Regions from separate parts of the Homo sapiens genome. Here region 2 is linked to region 1. A link is an interaction called in ENCODE POLR2A ChIA-PET data of the cell type or tissue named here. Cell type or tissue: PC-3. All regions are shown on one strand. Each heading gives the region's core, and the rest is flanking DNA. Links, peaks and the distances in the headings are about the cores only. Region 1 has its middle 35 kb from the start of OSBPL3. Region 2 overlaps OSBPL3 (oxysterol binding protein like 3).

Region 1 (2,818 bases), core at 4-2,503:
TCTCCTTTTCCAATTTCATGTTTGTGCAAAGCCAGATTGTTTCCATATACTTTAATAGATGGTAACAAATTGAATGCAGAAACAGCTATAAAAATCCAGTTACTTTACATTGCATCAAATTTCTAAAAATGTAAAACAATGTCACTCTTCTCAGTATTTTTTGTTGTTTTGGGAAATATAGTTATTGAACATAAAAATGTTGCTTATGTTAACATTGACTGACTTTGTTATTGGTTGTCTGCATATGCATTAGTAAACATTTAAAAATGTATTAGTTTTATGGTACAATATGGTAAATATCATAGAATTTACCCTACATGAGCAAAAAAAATGTTCTTTGGGGTCCTCAATAATTTTTAGAGTGTGAAGAGGTCCTGGAACAAAAACTTTGAGAACTACTAGTCTAACAAATAGAGAGACAAGTGGTTCTGAGTTGATAGCAAGCAGCATCATGTTACTTAGCCAGTGAGTGAGTCTGGCCTTTACCAGGAGCCCTAGCTCAAGGCAACCTTTGGAGTTTTTATTTAAATTGTATCTGCACTATATTAAATTTAAGGATTTGAGACAGACTTGGGAAATTTGTTGTAATAGTTAATTTTATGTGTCAATTTGGCTGGGCCACGATGCCCAGATATTTGGACAAACATTATTATTTATTTGTTATTTTTTTAAGGGACAGAGTCTCACTATGTTGCCCAGACTGGACTCAAACCACTGGGCTCAAGCAATCCTCCTGCCTTGGCCTCCCAAAGTGATGGGATTACAGGCATGAGGCACCGTGCCTGGCCTGGCCAAACATTATTCTGGATATATGTGTGAGGGTGTTTTTGTGGGTGGGATTAACATATAAATTGGTGAATTCTGAATAAAGCACATTATCCTCCAAAATGTAGGTGAACCTCATCCAATCAGTTGAAGGCTTTAATAACATGAAGGCTTGCCTCCAAATAAGAAGGAATTCTGCCAGCAGACGGCCTTCAGACATGAATTGCAACATCACCTCTTCCTGAGTCAGTTTGCTGGCCCACCCTACAGATTTGGGATTTGCTAGCCTCCATAACTGTGTGAGTCAATCCCTTAAAATAAATCTATTTCTCCTGATATATACACACATCTAATTGGTTCTGTTCCTCTGGGGAACCCTGACTAATACATTAGTCTTCTCAAATATAAAGGATTTACAATAGCAGCCAATAAATCCTTGGTGAAGAAGCGATTAAAAAAAGGGGAGATAAATTTTTTTAAAGTTGTACTAATAATGTTAATTAAAGTATAAAATGTTGGCCGGGCACGGTGGCTCACGCCTATAATCCCAGCACTTTGGGAGGCCGAGGCGGGCAGATCACAAGGTCAGGAGTTCAAGACCACCCTGGCCAACATAGTGAAACCCCACCTCTACTAAAAATACAAAAAAAATTAGCTGGGCATGGTGGCAGGCACCTGTAGTTCCAGCCACTTGGGAGGCTGAGGCAGGAGAATCGCTTGAACCCAGGAGGTGGAGGTTGCAGTGAGCCAAGATTGCGCTACTGCACTCCAGCCTGGGCAACACAGCAAGGTTCTTTATCAAAAAAAAAAAAAAGTATAAAATGTCTGGAAATAACACCAATAAACATGTATAATGGTTTATATGAAATCAGTCATGGTTCTGTATCTAAGGCTGTGCCTGGCAAAATCACAAAATAGTCAACTTGCCTTCCACAGTTTCTCCCGTTTCCTCCTCCCCAACATCCCTTTCAGAGGATTTCTCCAACCCCCAGGGTTTACGTTTCTAAATAGTGTCAGTTTCTTTAATTTTGAGAAACTATTTTCAAGTAAGGTGTTAATGAGTTTGCACCTCCAAAACTAGATTTACATATTAAATGACATCTAAAGAGAAACAAGAATGTTTAGCCCAAAAGTACTGAATTTCTAATAGTGGGTGTTGAGAACTGTAGCATCTGAGTAGGGGGAGATATCTGGGGTAGAGGTCTTCCTGAGTCCCCTCAAGTTGAGCAAAATAGTTGACTACCTATCCCACTGGTACTTGCCGCCTCTTTACAAAACACTGTCATTGAAGCTGCATAGGCGTGGGAATCCTACCTTTGTATCTGGCATATTGGAAGAAATAATGTGCATGGCAGGTGGCTGTGAGTGGCATAGTGAAGAGTTCAGTGGAGCCCTTTGTGGAGTAAAGGGCTAGTGGCTGCTATCCTACATCAGCTCATGAGGCCAAGTCCTGTGCGAGTACTCTCATGAACCACCCAAGGGTCCAAATAATTTTTCCAGAGCAAGAAAATCAGAATTACAATCAGGGGTAAATATTTTTGTCTCTTCCTAATCCAAATACAGAATATTCTTTGTATCTGTGGATTTAATATTTGGAATAGTGAAGGGCCATGCATTATAGTGATTTGAAGTCAACCATACCGCCATATATAGGTAGTATGCTGCCATAGCACAGTAAGTGGGGTTCAATGATTTCAACGGTATAAAATGCGTGTTGAATGACTGCAAGATCAATAAAGTGACTGGAATAAGCCTATGCAGGGTGGCTTGGATTCTCTTGCTGCTTTATTCAAATCTGTATCCACTCCTTGGATTTTAATAGATGTTGACTGGTAGCAATTCCACTCTAGCTTAAATATTAATGGTGACAATTCTGGGTCCTGTGGCTGGCTGAGAACTCCAGGACAGAGGGAAGTTTCCAGAAATCTCCTCGTTAGTTGGCATGCATTCCACTGATCCAATTCAGGGAGTCTATGCTGGAAAATACTGGGAATACAGAGCCTTACTCAATGCCTTCTCCCTACCCAAGAAGGAGCCGTCTGCTGGAACTTCA
Region 2 (2,818 bases), core at 292-2,791, 88 kb before region 1:
ACACTGGGGGGTGATGTCTGCCTATAATACATGTGGCCAGATGTCTTTTCAAGAAAAGAAGAAATATCCCAATTCCAGCCGGAATACTCAAAGACCCAATACAGTTTCCCCATCTTTCCTTGCTGGTTCTTATTTAATAATAAAATCTGTCTTCCTTTTAAGCAGCCAGTGGACAGGCCTGTTTGAGGCAAGACGCACTAAAATGTCTCAAAGGAATTCTACAAAGATGGCTTTCCTTTCAAGTTTAACTCCTGAGGAATAAATCCTTCTCTGCAAGAGCATTCTCTAGTTTCTCAGGGCTAAACATGCATTCAGCAGTTCCTATTTTGATTGGAACGTTTCATCGCTTTTCTCTATCACTGTAGCAGACAGAATCACTGAATTGTATACAAGAGAAAACCAGGAATAAAGAGATAGGTCCTACTGATGGTGTATTCAAAGCAAGCTTTCTCCTTTAAACCTCAATGTTGCTAGAGTGAAGAAAGTCGGCTGGCTAGCTTTATTTATTTCACCCAGATTTGTGATGTGGAAAAGGTTGAACAGAATAGCAGTTTTAGTTTCCACGGATCACTATAAGACAAGATGATATAACTGGAATTAGAAATATAAAGTTTATCTTGTTTCATTAAAAGGATCCTTAAATAGCTAGAGATTGAAATCTTATCAGCCTTCAGTTTTGCAATGGTGTGATGAAGAGGCAGACGCTACTATCAGGCAGTTCCCATAACAGGGCTAGGTATGCCGTGGTCATTGGATCCTACTATTTCTTTGTGTCTAGAACAATTACCCCTCAGGTGTACTGAATTGGGGATGATAGTGACCTACTGGCACCTATAGAAGTAGTGTTTATAAGATGGACTCCATTTCATACAAAGCTTTCCAGTTTTCAGTTTGAACGTGTAGGGTTATGCCATGCCCCTGATCAAGTTTCTTTAGTGGATATTCATTACCTGTAACAAATAAGAGGTCATCTAGCTGCAAATCAGAATCATCCATGGACAATGTAAAGAAAAACAGATGCTCAGGACATGCTCTACCTGAGTATTCTAATTCAATGGTCCCAGGATCCAGGTATAAACATTTTTTTAAAAAAAGCTTTCCAGATGATTGAAATGCATACGATTGAGGACTACTGGCTTGCAAGAGGAAGTCTCTGTGTTACATACAAGGCTCAATTACCCCCACTTTTCAGCTGACATTTCACCTTCCAGCCACACAAATCCACTTGCAGTTCTCTACAGACTATCTCCACACCTTTGTAGCAGCCATGCCCACCCTTACTGTGGGCACAGCAGAGTGGCCACTGTATAAGGTCGCAGCTCAAATGAGGCCTTCTTGTCCATTTCTGCCTAACATCCCCAGGCTGGCATGCACCAGGCTGCCCTTGCATATACCTTGTATATATATTACAACACTATTACAATAAAGATACTTACATGCTTCTCTCCTACCTGAACTGTAAGCTCCTGGAGGACCTGGTCTCTATGATTCCTATATCCTGCTGCCTAGCAAAACACCTGTCATATGATAGGTACTCAAAAAATTCTTGATGAACTAATAATTGCATCCATGTAAATAAAACCAATGTAGTCAATGTTGTAAGAAACAGACTGCTGGCATTATTTTGAGTTGAATGGAAGAAAATTGGAATGGATATAATCACGAATTTTTATTCAAATAGATTTTTTTGTAGTGAGCTTTGGATTCCAAGAGTTACTTAATCATCCTCAAGCATGCTACAAGAGAAAATGCTTGGGGATCTTTGACTCAGTTAGAAGCAATGCTGCTTCCATTGTATGTCTGGAACTCATTTCAAGAGGATTCGTATGTCTTCACTTCTAGTCCTAGATATCTCTGAAAGAAAACCCAAAAGAAAGAAGCCAGCAGGGGAATTGACAAAAACGAAGATATATTTTATGTGCAGTTTAGAGTTTTCTGAATAGCATTTTTATAAGGTACAAGCTTGCAGGCCTTAAAATATGACTCAGAACACCAACTGTGATGCCAACGTTTTTATTTTTAGACTTTTTAGCAGAGAATATGGCAATAAATCCAAGCTACTCAGTCTACAAATCCTCTAAACTTCCTCCTAGAGAACAGAATAGCACTTGGCATTTCTTGGGGTATTATTTTACTTGCATATATAGTTATGCTAGTAAAATTTTGGTGACTAAAGAAGAATTAATAACTGAAGCTCTCAATGATTCCCATGATTACTGCTTAAGTTGGCAAAATATCCTCAGGCACAGAAGAAGCTTGCTGATGAAAATGTGTATGGGTGGATTGTTCAGTTTTTTTCACCGTGATACACTTGCTTGTAGTTATGTCTGTGTTCTGAGACAAGTGGTAAGGGCATAATAACAGAAGGTTTACCATTTTGAGAGAGAAAATAGGACTACAGAAAATTCAATGGCATGATAAAAATATTTTACACTTTATACCAACTGTGCTTTGCTGTTCCACACCTTAGCTTCTCACTACCCTATCTCTTTTTGTAAAGAAAAAAAATGCTTCTTGAGGTATAATTTATATCCAATAAAATGCACCTGATACGGTTTGGGTCTGTGTCCCTGCTCAAATTTTAATCTCCAGTGTTGGAGGTAGGGCCTGGTGGGAGGTGATTGGATCATGGAGATAAATTTCCCCTTTGGTGCTGTTCTCATGATAGTGAGTATTGTGAGATCTTGTTGTTCAAAAGTGTGTAGCACCTCCTCCTCTCTACCTTCCTCCTGCTCAGGCCATGAAAGATGTGTCTGCTCCCCCTTCGCCTTCTGCCATGATTGTAAGTTTCCTGAGGCCTCCCGAACCATGTGTCCTG

What was found. Peaks named below come from ENCODE experiments on the same cell type or tissue, not always from the same donor. Only the 100,000 strongest peaks of a DNase experiment are listed, where the experiment ranks them.
Region 2: POLR2A ChIA-PET joins it to region 1 with 5 read pairs; 5 of 35 experiments call an interaction of 5 or more read pairs at or near these places.

The regions. Positions count from the first base shown.
Region 1 is chr7:25,013,899-25,016,716 of GRCh38, forward strand. No RefSeq gene overlaps it. Among named protein-coding and RNA genes, the nearest start is that of OSBPL3, 35 kb to the left of the region's middle. In PC-3, for the core only: no CTCF peak of the experiment used is centred there; a DNase peak (open chromatin) is centred at 1,053.
Region 2 is chr7:24,925,336-24,928,153 of GRCh38, forward strand. The region is part of intron 1 of OSBPL3 (oxysterol binding protein like 3); the gene reads right to left. Among named protein-coding and RNA genes, the nearest start is that of OSBPL3, 53 kb to the right of the region's middle. In PC-3, for the core only: no CTCF peak of the experiment used is centred there; no DNase peak of the experiment used is centred there; H3K27ac peaks cover 1,078 bases.